Regions from separate parts of the Mus musculus genome. Here region 1 is linked to region 2. Evidence: chromatin loops called from intact Hi-C (ENCODE). Cell type or tissue: left cerebral cortex. All regions are shown on one strand. Each heading gives the region's core, and the rest is flanking DNA. Links, peaks and the distances in the headings are about the cores only.

What was found. A loop is a pair of places that touch in the nucleus more often than their neighbours do. Peaks named below come from ENCODE experiments on the same cell type or tissue, not always from the same donor. Only the 100,000 strongest peaks of a DNase experiment are listed, where the experiment ranks them.
Region 1: a loop joins it to region 2, with 6 times the contacts of the local background. A loop is called at or near these places in 37 of 42 quality-filtered maps.

Annotation. Positions count from the first base shown.
Region 1 is chr6:22,066,860-22,075,198 of GRCm38, forward strand. All of the region lies in intron 4 of Cped1 (cadherin-like and PC-esterase domain containing 1), which reads left to right. Among named protein-coding and RNA genes, the nearest start is that of Cped1, 85 kb to the left of the region's middle. In left cerebral cortex, for the core only: a CTCF peak has its summit at 4,760 (motif pointing left); a DNase peak (open chromatin) is centred at 4,499; H3K4me3 peaks cover 621 bases; H3K27ac peaks cover 544 bases.
Region 2 is chr6:21,790,630-21,798,968 of GRCm38, forward strand. It overlaps Tspan12 (tetraspanin 12), which reads right to left. Exons shown (of 9, transcript NM_173007.4): 8 at 4,949-5,092. Among named protein-coding and RNA genes, the nearest start is that of Gm30270, 58 kb to the right of the region's middle. In left cerebral cortex, for the core only: a CTCF peak has its summit at 4,518 (motif pointing right); DNase peaks (open chromatin) are centred at 4,529 and 5,992.

The sequences.
Region 1 (8,339 bases), core at 294-8,293, 280 kb after region 2:
AGTGTCTCCCTGGCTACCCATCGCCAAAGCTTGCAGGAACCATCTATGTCTTCACACATTTGCTTCTCTACAAGAACTGAGATTCCCTGAAGGTGGAACCTCATTTTAGCACTAAACTTCAGTACAAGATCATCACCCCTAGTTGTGATGAGATGGCTCGTCCTTAGCATTAACCTGACTGGAGTTCTGTGAGGATGTTTATTAAGTAAGGAAGATCCACTCTGAATGTGGTGTCACTGTCTCCCAGCTGGGCCTCCATCCTGAATGGCAAGAAGAAAGGCAGCTGGACACGAGCATTTATCTCTTTCTATTTCCTTACTGTGGGTGCCATGGGAGCTGTGACCTTACACACCTGCTGCTACCCCATAGGCTGTACCCTTAAACGGAAAGCCAAAGTAAACCCGTCCATCCCATGTTTATTGTGTAAAAGGCTTAATGCTTATTTTTTAAAAGTCTGTAATATTAAGGTGATCTGCTGATCCTATCATCAGCACCATAGTGGCCTTTTGTGCAGAAACAGGAAAATCTAGCCTAAATGTGTATAGAATCTCAAAGAGCCTTAAATAGCCAATACAATCTGGAAATTGGGAAGAAGAAAAAAAGCCATACAAAACACAGAGGTCTCAGATTCCTGATTTCTGATAACTATAAAACCATAATTCCTAAAGAGACACAGATCATCAGCTCGATCACAGAACACATAAACTCCCATAAAGATGATCAGAAGACTTGCAACAAAAGCTCAGACTTTTATTGTAAAGGAAAAGAACTATTTCAACAAAAGGTGTTGGGGAAACTGTATATCTGCATTAAAAAACAAAACAACACAACAAAACAAAAAAACCTCTCTCTGCCATTTGCAAGTGATGGGACATTGAGCAAACTACTTCTTATTAAATTATTTTCAAAAGAAAACACTTTGTAGGCTAGAAAGATGGTTCAGTGGTTAAGAGCACTGACTGCTCTTCCAGAGGTCTTGAATTCAAATCCCAGCAACCACATGGTGGCTGACAACCATCCATAATGAGATCTGATGCCCTCTTCTGGTGTGTCTGAAGACAGCTACAGTGTGCTTATATAAAATAAATAAATAAATCTTTTTTTTTAATTGGGTATTTATTTCATTTACATTTCCAATGCTATCCCAAAAGTCCCCCACATGCTCCCCCACCCACTTCCCTACCCACCCACTCCCACTTCTTGGCCCTGGCATTCCCCTGTACTGAGGCATATAAAGTTAGCACAACCAATGGGCCTCTCTTTCCACTGATGGCCAACTAGGCCATCTTCTGATTCATATGCAGCTAGAGACACCAGCTCTGGGGGGGGGGGGGGTGTGATTGGTTAGTTCATATTGTTGTTCCACCTATAGGATTGCAGATCCCTTCAGCTCCTTGGGTAATTTCTCTAGCTCCTCCATTGGGGACCCTGTGATCCATCCAATAGCTGACTGTGAGCATCCACTTCTGTGTTTGCTAGGCCCCGGCATAGTCTCACAAGAGACAGCTATATCAGGGTCCTTTCAGCAAAATCTTGCTAGTGTATGCAATGGTGTCAGCGTTTGGAAGCTGATTATGGGATGGATCCCCGGATATGGCAGTCTTTAGATGGTCCATCCTTTCGTCTCGGCTCCAAACTTTTTCTCTGTAACTCCTTCCATGAAACCTGTCCATCTTAAGTTGCATTTGTGAGACCTTTTGCAGCAGCCACGGGAGAGGAAAGTGATACAACGTAATCATCACCACCGTTTTGAATGTTAAAGATTATTGAAAATGGAAAGGTCGTTAGTGGAGAGTGTTGGAGTAATGGCTGGAGAGCCCTGCCAATCATCAGAGGGGTTTGCCAATGCAGACTGGCTTACCTACTTCCTCACTGTGATGTAACTATTGATCTAATGCTACAGGTCAGAAACCAAGAGCCAGAGAAGTAGGGAAGCCATCTCATTCCTTCAAGTTGTAGCCATTTTTTTTAAAATAAGAAGTATTAGATTCCTATCCACATGTATGCTAGAAAGCTATAAACAAATCTCCAGCAGCAGAAACTGCTTGTGGGAGCTTTCCCATGTAGCCAAAGGTCTTTCTACCTCAATGCTCCGAAAAACAAAGACAACAAAACAAAAACAAAAACAAACTAAAAAACACTACAACAGCAGCAGCAGCAGACAATTGAGCCCTTTCTCGGGTTGTTGGTTGGTCTTTATGTAGGCAGGTTGGAGCACTTCTCTCAGGCAGGCTTGCAGTTTGTCCTCTTCAGATGTGTTCTCAGTGTTTCTTTGGAGGAGCATCTCAGTGCTGACAGCCCAAGGATGGAGCAGGAAATCAATGGTGAGAAGCCTCTCTCTGTATCTCTCCCAGGTTTCTTCTGTTCTTCTCATTGGTTAGTTCCCCAGGCAGTTTCTTCATTTCAGTGATTCTGCCTTCAAGCCAGAGGAAATGAATCTCGCTAACTGTTGTGTTTCTTTTATGCATGTACCATACAAAGGAGAGTGAGGATGTGTGAGACACAGCGACTAAACCTAGACCAGCGAGGAAGAGCCCCTGTCTGGATTGCAGCGGACTTTGGTGGATATTTTTATTTAGATCTGAACACCGAAGAAAAAAAAAAGAAGCAAAACCTGAGAGTTTCAAAGGAAGAAATGTAGTAGTTTTGACTAATATTCAGACCTTTGTCTATTTTTTCTTTTATTTTGTAATTTAGTGCAGCGTTGTCAGCTACTCTGTCACGCAAAGGAATAACAGGAGCACAAAGAACTTGGTTGTTACCTAGTAAATCCAAAGTGCATCTGCCTTTAGGAACAAAATCGCAAGATCTCCACCTTGATCTCTTTCTGAACCTCTACTGTTGTATGTAGTCTTTGCTACAGCACTTTAAGCCTCTGGCGGGTTCCTCTGGATCTGTGGACGGACACACACACACACACACACACACCAGCTTATTTTTATATTGCTTTAGCTCAATGGCCAGGCTCTTCTAAACCTCCTTTGGCTGTCATACCCTTCTTTTTGCTCCTAGCTCAGCTCCCTAAATCTGCCCTTAGCTTCAGTTGCTCAGTTACCTTTAGTCCCAGCTCAATGCCCTAAACCTTCCCTCAGCTTAGTTCTGTTTCTAAACTCCGACCTGCTACCCCAGGCCCAGTCGGTGAAGTGGCCAATGGCCACTCTACCCTAGATCTCACGTGACTGGTGGCTTTTCTCCTTCTGAAGCATGGTGATTCTCCTTCTCCCGCTCCTGCATCTCTTAGCCTGCATGCAGGGCCCCTGGAAGTCCTGCCTCATCTCCTAGCTCCAGGTTCCTGCCCTGAGTTCCTGCCCTGATTCTCCTAACTGATGGAGTGCGACCTGAGAATTGTAAGCTGAAACAAACCTTTCCCTTCCCAAGTTACTTTCGGTCATGGTGTTTTATCACAGCAGTAAAAACCTACCCCTTGCACTTATGTGAAAAGTCAGGCACAGCTGTACACGCTTGTGATCCTAAGACTAGGATGGGCAAAAGTAGGATCCACAGAGCTTTCTGGCCAACCAGGCAAAACCCAGTGAGAAGCTCCAGGCCCAGTTAGTGATCCTATCTCAAAAATGATAGAGGAAGATGCATGGCACACACCTGCACACACACCTGCACACACACAGACAGGCACATGTATATACACATATACACAGATACATAGACACATACATACACATATATACACACACACACATGTGCACACACACATATATATATACACACAAACACACACAGATGTACACATGCACACACACATACACACAGATACGCACACATATATACACAGGCACACACACACATGTGCATGCGCACATATGTGCACACATGCATGTGCACAAATGCTTGTACACACACATGCACACATACACACACATAGAGACAGACACACGCATGCACACACAAACACATACAATACATACAGATACACACACACACACATATACACATGTGCACGTACACATACACACACATACATATACACACACAAACACACAGGGGTGGGAGAGGTCAGTGGTTTGGGGAGATATACAATGGATGTTGAATTTCAAATCAAGCATTCCCCTAGCCTTCTTCTGGTAGTAAAGAAAGATATTTGCTCTCAACAGTATTGGAACGGTTATGGAAGAAAACAGTAGTAATTTCGAGACACTCGAGGGTTCACTCATTTTCATAGCCATAGAGACCAGGACACTGACTTGACTTGAACAAATCTCCAGCATTAGAAAATAAGAGTCCATTAATGTGAGGCATTCACTGACGTGTGCGTGGCCTCCTCCCTCGGCTGTATGTCGCAGAGATTTGCTCCTGAGATCATGTCTGTTGTGGCTCATCTCTAGAACATCGCATTGTAGGGTGTATGCATAATAAGACACATTTATTAAGACTAATGCCTTGGCGCAGGCATTTGGTCTCTTCCAACATGTCACATTGAAAACTAATCGTGATAGCAACTGAAAGCGAAAGTCGCAGCAAAGCATATGGAAAATGAAACATGCATGCAGATTCCTACGCAGAATCAGAATCTTGCCTTCTGAGCTAGAGTTGTGATTAGAAAGGACACCTGTCCTGTCAGAAATGTAATTAACTGAATAAGAGAGTAGCTTTGAAAGGAGTTCTCCCCTTTGATGATGGGGTAGACGTGCTCCTGTTTGTGAGAGATGCATAGACTCTATTATACAGCAAACATCTTTCAAACCCTGTGATTCATCGCATATATAATTTTTGAGACTATTTTTAAAAACTACTTCTAGCACCATCTAGTGGTCAGATGGAGGATGTTCTCTTTTCCTCTTTTTTTTTTTTTTTTTTTTTTTTGTCATTTTTACTAAAGAAAAGGAGCCTGGAGCCCACAGTATAGCATTCCAAAGGGTCACCTTGTCCCAGAATGACAAAGCAAGGAATTCACCCATATTAAGTGAGGGGATCTTCTTGCCTGATGTGTCTCACTCAACCACTTTTGTGAGAATGCAAGCCCTGACAGCAATTCAAACCTGCAGGGAGACAGGAGTCCTAGGAACCAGAAGGAGAGGTCTCATTCGGTGTTCACTCAGCTGTAAGGAAATCTAGGTAAAATAGTTCCATTTGGCCTTCTTTTAGACTTATAAAGTGGAAATGATTTTATTGATTTTTCCTTCTTCATGTGGTCGTTATAAAATGCTTTGTATGGCAAGCTTTATTATAAATCTGTATGCGTTGCATATAAGGTTTCTTAGTTACGGTTCTATTGATGTGAGGAGACACCACAGCCAGGGACACTTGTATAATAAAGCATTTAATTTAGGGCTGGTTGACAATGTCAGAAAGTTAGTCAATGATCATCACGGCCAGGAGTGTGGTGGCATGCAGGCGGGCTTGCCTATGAGGCTTGTTTTAAATATAAATTGGCAGGACTTTGTAAGGGTTCATATGCCAGGGTAGTTTTATAGATAAGCTACCCTAAAAAATTAATAAGACATAGCATTAAATCCTTACTTATATATTAGACACTGACTGTATCTAGCCCCTCTTTAACCTCACATAATTATTTATGGGGTAGATGCACTCATGTTCAGATCCATATCTCCTGCTACACCACTATTCTGGATTTTTTAGGCTGATTATATTATCCAAACTAAGGAAGAATTTATTTGGAAGAAACTATTATGGCTGGATCTAAGAGGAGATTACATTTAGTTACTCATTCTGCTTTTATTATGTCATCAGATAACACAATCCTCCTGATAGAGTGCTCATGGGCATTATGATTAAGCACTGCAATGTGCACTTACAACAGGCAGAAGATGGTTTGGTTTTGTTAGGAAACTCAACAGCAGACCAGAATTGCTAGCCTTGAGCGAGAAAACTCTCCAGGCCTCACTACTTGCTTATATGAGATCTTCTAGGGATCCCCTTATACCTTATCTTATTACCCCTTTTCTCATGTGACTATACTAGACTCAACTGCTCAAGCTATCGATATCTCTGCCAAGCAAAAGGAAGGCCTACCGTGGGAAGCTTTATGCTGTAGTCACATATTTGGAGTTAAGGATGAGAGGTCAAGGGTGAGTCTCCTATGAGTGCAAACAGCAGCTTCAGGTCTGGGCCTCTCTGGTATAATAGCACCACCTTCCGGGCCTGGAAGGACTGGGTTCATATCTTTAAATTGCTTTGAATACTGCATGTTATACGTGTACAATGAGAAGTTTATGGGCATTAAATATTTTTTTTCACTATATTGCAAAGAGCTTGTCTTGGTCAGTGTTCCAATTCTGTGAAGAAACATCATGAACAATACAATTCTTATAAAAGAAAGCATTTAATTGGCAGCTTGCTTGCAGATCCAGAGGGTCAACCCATTATCATGATGGGGGCATGGTGGGAGTATGGCAGTACTGATGGCCTTAGAAAAAGCTGAGAGCTACATCCTCTTTTACAGGCAGATAGCGTAGAGTGAGCTTTTGAAACCTCATAGCTCATCCCAAGTGGCGTACTTCTTCTGACAGGGCCACACCTCTTAATCCTTCTAATCTCAAGTAGTCCCACAACCTGGTGACTAAACATTCAAACATATGAGCCAATGGGACCATTCTTATTGAAACCACCACAGTGGTCTAGTTTTATTTTTATTACTGTGATTAAAAATAACATATGGAAAGAGGTTTATTTGGCTCACAATTCACTGTTGCAATTCATATTGTGGGGACGTCAAGTCAGGAATTTAAAGATCACATTCACAGTCAAGAGAAGAAAGGTCAAACCCATGGGTCTTTGCTTCCTTCCTTCCTTCCTTCCTTCCTTCCTTCCTTCCTTCCTTCCTTCCTTCCTTCCTTCCTTGCTCTAGGCTAGCTTTCTCTTCTCTCATACTATTCAGGACTACCTGTCTAGAGAATGGCACTGCTCACAGTGGGCTGGGTTTTCCTATATCAATTAAGCAATCAAGACAGGACCCCTAAAATCGTGACCTTAACCCAACCTGATTTTGTTAATTCTTCATTTAAGACTCTCTTCCTAGGTAATTCTAGGTTGTGTTAAGTAGACAGTTAAAGCTATACCAGATAGCTAGTCTAGCCGATTGGTGAGATCAAAGTTCGGTAAGAACCCTTGTCTCTAAAAACAAGTCAGAAAATGAGAGAAGACACCCATATAGACACATATGGACAAAGCCCTCCATATAAACATATGTATACCCTAGATCTGTGGTTTTCAACGTGTAGCAACCCCTTTAGCAAACTTGTATCTCCAAAAATATTTTCATTATGATTCATAATAGGAAAATTACAGTTATGAAGTAGCAACAAAAATATAATTTTATGATTAGGGTCTCTACAACATGAAGAACTGTATTAAAGTGTCACTGAAGTAGAAAGATTGAAAAAACACTGGTCTATAGAAAAGTAGTCTATCAAATACAAAACACTGAACTGAAAGCTGCCCTTAATTTTATGTCATCCTGCTACATGGCACTTCTCTTGCTATCCACCTCATTTTAATTTAAGGGTGATTCCTTGCTGGTAGACCTCACTCACAGTTCTTCAAGTCAAGTCACACACATTGCAGTACTATTGGAGCAGACTCATTCCACAGCATCTCTCACTGACTGTAGACTGTAAAAAGGGGAGAGAAAGTTGGGAAATAGGATCTCTCTCTCTCTCTCTCTCTCTCTCTCTCTCTCTCTCTCTCCCCTCTCCCCTCTCCCCCCTCCCCCTTCCCCTCTCTCTCCTTTCTTCCCTCCCTCCCTTCTTCCCTATCCCCCTTTTGATGTTGGAATTCGATGTGCTTAACATCACTGAACTTTAAGTGTCACAATTGGACTCAACAAACAAATTTCTCTAGAATGGAGTTGAGATGCAGGGCTGTACTTATTTTTCAAGTATGAAGCCATCACTATTCATGACCCAGTAATCCAAATATTTCTGTCACAGGAATGTTTACTCTGACTCTAAATAGAATTACTAAGAAAGATGATGTGTTTAAGTGAACTGAATCTGTTCTTCGTCTTCTGTTTCGTGTTTTGCAAATGCTTCAGTTTCTTTAGCCTTCTCCTCCACTCAGCGTTGGTCAGTCTACAGCCAGTTTTAGAATAGTGCTGTGTCACCCAAGAGAAAGAACTTTCAACTATAATCACAGCTGGCTATAAAAATACAAGGTCCAATCCACAAAATGATATTTTAAATTTCCCAATAATACAATGTATTCGTAAACCTAAAGTGGCCAAGGGCAAAAGAAGAGAGTGCCAAGGTGCCAATGAAGACCTTAATGAAAGAAACTGTTACCCATTGGACAGATTTTAATAGAGCATTTTGCTATGCGTGAGCCACTGAAACACTTTTAAGCTGTCGGTGGGTGAAACTCCTTAA
Region 2 (8,339 bases), core at 7-8,006:
GTGCAGCGCACTGAATCTCACCAACCCCATTTCTAAGTCTGAAGCCTGGCTGAGCCTGAGTCTGACACCCTGCATCTAAAAACACAGTGATGCAGACACTTCCCAAGAACGGGGTACCAGGAATCCAGGGAGCACTGGCCCCGGCCACCTGAACTTTGGTACTTGCAATTCCCTAAGCCAAAAATACTCTTTGCAGTCTTTGCACAGCTGAGTCCTTATCTCCAATTCTGTTAAAATTCTACCTTTCAAGACAGCCTCATCCCATCTCAGGAAGCACCCTCAGCTAGAGAGCCTCACCCTATTACTGAGTAAAGACTTGCAAGAGCTTACTGCCCTGTGGTTTGTTTTTTGTTGTTGTTGTTTTTTTCTGTAATTGTCTTTTTCTTGTTGTTGCTAAATGTCTATACTACTGTCCTTTAAGCTACCAGAAAGGATTTTGTCACAACGTTCTACACTGGGTGTGGAACCCAGGACAGTTACAAAATACACAAAAGCAAAGTGAGAGGCAGAGATAGTCACACATGAAATTATAATAAGCCTATTCTTTTATTCAAGGGTACACGCTGATGATTGTGGACGTTCAAGGGTTTCCATGCCAACCCTCAATGCACCTCTGGTGAGGATATTTCTACAATGTGCAGTTGTTGCTATATTTCTGTTCTATCATTTTTCAAAGGTTTCAAAACGTGTCATAAAATATTATTGGGTCAGGGGAACCGGGCAGGCCACCAGATGGTTGCAAATGATTTATTTCCCTGATTTCAGACTTCTGAAGAAAGAGTGTAGGAAGAAATCGGGTCCTTATCTCAGAGCTTAGAGAATATGGAAGATAAAGAGGCCTTGAAGTCCGTCTGTTACAGAGTCACTCTTAATTTAAAAGCCTGTTCCACAGCACCTGTTGACATGGCTACCCGACCTTGACTTTTAATATTTTTAGCAATGAGACACTGGCTTACAAGATAGCCTGTCTCATGATTGGACAGATTTTGATGAACAAGGTCTTCCTTCCTTTGATGCAAAATTCCCTTCCTGTAACTTCTGGCCCTTGGTGCAGTGCTGCGTGGGCTTCGTTCCTGATCTGAATTAGAAATTTTGAGATATTCGAAGACATCGAATATGTTTTCCTTGCATTTCCACAACTTCAGAAGAATCCTGTCAAAGCCTCCAGTTCTTAGTCACTCATTTTGCCATTTAAACACTCATTTTGCAGGCGGATGATCTCAGAATGCTTATTTTTTAATTATGGACCTAATCGTACTTGAGCCATAAAGCTACTAAATGATCCCCTTTTGAAAGTCAATTATGCATATAACTGTACTGTTATCATCATCAACTGTACTAATATCAGCATCAGTTGCTCCTTGTAAAATTCCAAAGCAGATTGCTCTGATACAACCAACCTAACCAGAGGTCTGTGTCTGAAATCAATTTACAGTTGTCCACATCGGCTGACTATTGAAAGTGTTTAAATTAATCTGGGTTATCATTTAGCACATGTACAACAATGTGGCTTCCTCCGATCTTTTTCCATTAGGCAGTCTAGAAAGAAACCATCGGCAGAAAGAATCCCATTACAGAGCATTAGAAAGCACAGTCTAAGCCACTCCGGGAAAAGTGAATTGAGTGTTACCAGAAGAAAATTATATAAAATATAAAAATGAATAATTTTCAGCTAAATAAAGTAAAAATGAAGAGAGATGGTCTGCATTCATATTCTGAAGAGGTGTGCGGTGGTACTAGGATCTCAGCCATTCTTCTAACACATCATTAGCACCAAGGCAGAAACTCACCCACAGTGGTAGAAGTGCTAACTTTCAATGTTGACTTGCTGTTTCTCAAAACTAGCCAATGAGCAAAATTTATACTAGGAACATTCAACACACACACACACACACACACACACACATTCTGTAATCACCTATTCTTTTAATGAATAAGAGTAAGTTATAATGTTATAAAAATCTCCAGAGTAGTTTCCATTTAACACTTGCAGAAGTATTGAGTCCTGTGTTTTGTAGCATAAAAAATCCTGGCTTGGCCCCGGCATAGTCTCACAAGAGACTCCTATATCAGGGTCCTTTCAGCAAAATCTTGCTAGTGTATGCAATGGTGTCAGAGTTTGGAAGCTGATTGTGGGGAAGTGGATGCTCACAGTCAGCTATTGGATGGATCACAGGGCCCCCAATGGAGGAGCTAGAGCAAGTACCCAAGGAGCTGGGGGGAATCTGCTACCCTATAGGTGGAGCAACAATATGAACTAACCAGTACCCCCCGGGAGCTCGTGTCTCTAGCTGCATATGTATCAGAAGATGGCCTAGTCGGCCATCAGTGGAAAGAGAGGCCCATTGGTTGTACAAACTTTATATGCCTCAGTACAGGGGAACTTGGCCAGAGCCAAGAAGTGGGAGTGGGTGGGTGGGGGAGTCGGTGGGGGAGGGTGTGTGGGACTTTTGGGATAGCATTGGAAATGTAAATGAAATAAATACCTAAAAAAAAATAAAACTCATGGCTTGCTTGCACTTCCTCATGTTCTACAATATCCACTAGACAACAGAGATGCCGGCCTTTCACCTGAGCATAGTCACTGAGGAACCTGGAACTCTGACTCTACCATGTTGTGTTGAGTTAACTGTATCTGATGCATCCTTTGTGCTACTGAAGCCAAGTGCATCATAGCATGTTCAAAGAAATAAAAGCCAAGCTATTGGATTCAGAGTCTTCAGTAATGTGAGGAATTTCAGTACATATTTTTATTATCTTTTAAAATAAACAAGCAGGGCTATTCAGTTGTTTCGACAATTCTGGTTATAGGTTACACTGTGTGTGTCCTCACAAAATTTATGTTTAATCTATTTTCCTCACGGCTCTGATTTTATAACAACTGGGTTGTTGAAGATGTAATGAAGCGACGATGAACCCAAACTGCAGAACACTGGGCTCCAAGGTGACCTGTCTGGGGACATTTGGAGACAGAAACACACATGGAAAATACCATACGAAGAGAAAAACAGACCAGGAAAACATTTCTACAAGAAACGGGAGGAGAGGCAGTCAATGAGCCCTTCCTCCCAGCCTTTGAAGGAGCTGACCTGACCTTGTAAGCATAGAGATCTTGAATTTCTACTCTGTCAAACTGCAAACCTGTTTCTGTTGTTGAAGCCACTCAGCTTGCAACATTCAGATTAATTCATATCAGATAGTGTGCAGAATAAAGTGTGTATCTCTACTACTGACTTCGTAAGGCAGCCTTTAAAAAAAAAGTGGGCAAGTATGTGGGTGGGGTGGGGGTATATTCTCCTCAGGCACATAAAAGGCATCTATTTTTAAAGTCCTGAGGTGCAGTGGGAGAGATGGCTCAGCGGGTACTTATTTGTTATACAAACATTAGAGCCTGAGTTCAAATCCCCAGCACCCACAGAAATGCTGGGCATAGCAGCACACATCTGCACTCCCAGTGCTCGAGTTAGGAGAGACAGATAGATGCCAGAAGCTTCCTCTGCCTTTATATGCACACATTTAGTGCATGTGTGCCTGGATGTATATACACAGTTCATACTCACACTCTCGCACATGCACACACACACACATGCATGTGTTATTACTACAAACATATCATAGAAACATATTCTTATTCTATTATAAGCAGTCTAAATATTTAGATTTAGCCCAAAGTGTTCAGCAGTGTTCCATGAGTGCACGTCCACAGGTAGAAATGTAGTTAGTGAAACTGAAGAAATGATTTTTTTTTTTTTTTCGAGACAGGGTTTCTCTGTGTAGCCCTGGCTGTCCTGGAACTCACTTTGTAGACCAGGCTGGCCTTGAACTCAGAAATCCACCTGCCTCTGCCTCCTGAGCGCTGGGTGTGCACCACCGCCCGGCTTAAGAAATGAAATTTTAAGTACTCACTTTGTAGACCAGGCTGGCCTTGAACTCAGAAATCCGCCTGCCTCTGCCTCCTGAGCGCTGGGTGTGCACCACCGCCCGGCTTAAGAAATGAAAATTTAAGTACTCAATCTAATTTAATGAAAATAATCACGCATAGCCAGTGGCTACTGTAACTTTCAGCAAAACTTTAATTAACTTGTGTGTGTGTGTGTGTTGTGTGTGCCTCATTTTAGGTGTATACATGTGTGTGCAGGAGCCTATAGAGATCAGAGGAGGTGCCATATCCCTTGGAACTAGAGTTAAAGGTGGAGTTATAGTTTTTAGACACAAAGTGAGCGTTAGGAGCTAAACCCCAGTTCTCTGTAAGAGCAGTAAGTAATGTTTTTAACCATTTCACTGAGCCATCTCTGTAGCCCAGCTTACAGATAAACTTTACATTTTAACTTGAGAATGGTATCCCATTACTCACTGTGAAACACCTAAGGACAAAGGAACATAAAAATTCCTACGAAAGAGCAACTGAGTCCTGGAAGAATGCACAATAAGTGAATTTGGGGGGCACCAAATGATTGATTTTTAAACCCAGTAAAATGTTTCAGCAAACTAAAACTGAGATTACCGGTTACTACCAGCAGGGGGAACCAGAGAGCGGCTCACATAATTTTCTCAGGAGAGTTTTGTCTCTCTTACATCAAGGCCCTAAACCAGTCTGCCCAGGCTTCCCGCACAGAACCCGTTAGCTGCATGATCTGCACGTGCCTATTTTCAAGAGCTCTAGAAGAGCACAATAGGATCCGGCTGTAGGCGTTAAAGTGTAAAATCTAATTAATGAGAGTGATTATTAAAAAAAAAGATAAAATTCAATTAATGAACTAGGTCTTTCTCAATCCTGTTTGTTGAAATATGGTTACTGTGATTTTTCACTTTTTAAAAAATCATGTATCAGAGATAAAAGAAAAATGAGGTCTAATGATATACACAAAAAGTGGAAATTTAATCAGCATAGTGTTGAAGAGTGTTTTGGGACGTTTGTCCGGGATATGATGCCCACGCATGGTCTTACCTCTTGGTAAAGGTCACTGAGATCTTCCTGGTGAGCCTGCTTGGAGCACCCTGGGAACTCCCTGACACAGCAGGAGTCGGGAGGCCAGTCCATTTCTGTCATTTCCAACCAGTCAGTGAAGTACACCACTCCACAGCACTTAAACTAGAACAGAATCACCAGTCACACTTAGAAACGACACAGAACAGCTTCTGTTTAACCTAATAGAATTGAGAGAGCTGATGTCTTAAATGTTTGGACTGAGTTAAACGTCCCTCATCAGCCGGAGATGTCTGTGCATTCTATCTTGGGGATGAAAACATCATACAGGAACAGCAAACTCACCATTCCATAATGGAACAGTTCTGACCTGTGACACCCACCCCTCCTAAAAGCAAGTCGGTGTCACAGTCTCCAACTTCAAGATGTTTTGCAGATGATCACAGCGATGAAAGAATTGTCAACCACACTTACAAATTCAATAGCTAGTCTTTCATTATCATTAACTTCTAGTCAGCAGAGAGTAGCTAACCATTTTGCTTATTATCTATTCACTAGTATAACTAAAAATTCAACTATTGTGATGAAAGTTTCCACAAATTCCATGGAAATAAAAAAACCAAAAACTTGTTGACTGAAACTCACATCTCAAAGGTAGCCAGCCATCTTGGTTTCCTTAATCAAGGCAAAAATTCTGTAAATAGATATTTGTTTGACTTATTATTACCCAGGAGAGTGAGGTTCCTGATAAGCTAGCATATTATATCATTATAATCTCAGAAAAATAATGGCATGCCTAGCTTGAATGTAGCTGAACTTAAGAATGCGAGCTTGTCTGGCGCTAAGCCTTGTTAAGAACACTTTCAGTTGTGCTTCACCAAAGATTGTCAGAAACGCTGATGAAGGCTTACAAACAGGGCTTGAAGGCATGTGCAGCCTGGATTTAGAAAAAGCAACTGTGATCAGGACAGCTTTGCCCTTGGATAACAGAGAAATCCTCTTCTAGACAGTCGGAAGGAAGGAATATGGGCAGTCACGGAGAAGAACCCTGCCAAGAGGGATGGTTATGCAAATTACTTCGCCCAGGAGACCAATCCGTGCTCAAGATTAACACGGAATCATAAAATATCACAATCCAGCGCCATTTCAAAGCTTAACCAAAACCAACTTGGAAGGATTCCGAATTCCTCATGCAACAGCAAGCGAGGAAAATGCTCAGTGTACTTGGGACATTTCCACTCACTTGCCTGAAACGCTTATGATTTAAAGAGCTTATGATTTAAATATAAAGCGGCATCACAAAAGCACCTTGAGTGATAAGCTCTTAATACTAAGAGTTTTGAGAAACTTATAAGACATTTTCCGTAGTGTTTAGAAAGCGTGGGTGTATCACAAACGTCACAACTACGCAACATCGTAGCACCACAAGGTTAGCATAAACGTCAGAGATTCTGACACAAAGTATTGGGAGTCCTGAAAATAAAGCGCATCTTTAAAGACTCCACTTCCTAAATATTTTAAATGATCGCATTTTGAGGTCACTATTTTAAAAGTCTTTTACCCAGAGAAAACTGTCTTTCCCCATTTCTTAGAGGGGCAAGCCTTTCTAAGCGGCAAGCCAGGGCCATTCTCAGAGCACCCTACTTCCAGTCACAATGGAGCAGCCCATTTATCTGGCTCTGTCAGGAAATGAAGACTTCCATAGCAGTGGCTTTTCCAAATAACTTGAACATGCTGTGTTCAGTGCCAACATTGTTAAAGAGCTGCTGACATCCGTTCTTTCCTACGGAGTTGTTTCAGAGCCTATCCACAGAGGGCTGTGGATCTGTACGAAGGCTTTCTGAACCTCCTGAAGGTGAGTGAACTCAGTATTACACCAGCTCAAGTCTGTGCTCTGTCACTACCTGCCAAGAAGACAACAGGTTCATTTCAAGGTAGCTCTGCTCCAAGCTGATGCTATGTTAAGCTCTAGAAAACACAATAGAATCATTATTTTTATTTATTTATTTATTTATTTTTTGGTCTTCGTTCTTCTTGAGTTTCATGCGTTTAGCAAATTGTATCTTATATCTTGGGTATCCTAAGTTTCTGGGCTAATATCCACTTATCAGTGAGTACATATTGTGTGAGTTCCTTTGTGATTGGGTTACCTCACTCAGGATGATGCCCTCCAGGTCCATCCATTTGCCTAGGAATTTCATAAATTCATAGAATCATTATTTTTACATATAAATAAACTGAGCCCCTCAATAGGTGAAGGGACTTTCTGATCAGTCAGAAAATGGCAGCAACTATGATTCCAAAGCTTACACAAGCGCTACCATTAGATATATATGTTTTTATTGAAAAATTATGTTTAAAATAAGGTATTAGGGAGCGTCACTAAGAATTATGCAAGATCCATTCAGTTACAGCCCACGTGCAGGACCACAACAAATGAGTTCCAAAGGTGTGTTTATTGTAGAGGAGAAAAATTGTCCTAGGCTGAGTTGTCTCTCCCATTCTAAATTTTTATGTTAAAATTCTAACCCCTGTACTTATGAGATTGTTCATGTCAAGAGAGCCACTGGAAAGGTAAGTAATCTAAAATAAGGTCAACAGCATGGGCTTAATCAGGTATGAATGATATCCTTATAGGAAGAGGAAATTAAACATGGACACATATAAAGACAAGACAATGGGAGGACATGGGACGAAGGCTTTTACATGCCAAAGGAAGAGGCTTCAAAGAGCATCAATACTGACACTCTTGAACATTCGGCCTCCAGAAGAGTGAACAGACACTTGTCCTGAGTGACCGCACGTGTGATACTTCAGTGTGGCAGTCCTGCCAGACTAATAAAGGGCTTTGAATGCCTTCTGGATATTTGGACGGATTCGCCACTCTTTTTATGCAAACTAGAATTGTGAGGTAAGAGAGAATATTTCAAGTGAAGCCAGGATATAGCATTTGTAGCACTTGTTTATGGTCCATGGAGGTGGAGCCCTGAAAGAAGGAAAAAGGGTTCGCTATTTCTCAACCTGGGTTACCACAGTTTGCATTCTAAGTTCCAGAAAAATAAAGATTCTGGGAGCTCTAGCAGGGGCAGTTCCTGAACACAGCCTTCTATAAATGCCCTGGTGCTTTACACGTCTTTTCACGGGGTTGTTTTCAGTCTAATTGTGCAACAAACAAACAAAGTCAGGAAGCAACGGAATATCAGGAAATCTGTGTGACACTGATAATTTCGCCATCTCAGCAAGAGTGGCACAAAGCCAGGTTTGGAGACTGCCCTAGACTTGAACCTCTGCCGTGGGCATAGGCACAGCAGAATGAGTAGCTAGCTGGCTATCTAGTGAGATACTCCTTCCCAAACACGTCCTGGTCCAGAGCTTGAGAACGGAAGGCAAGCTAAGATGCTTAACTTAGTCT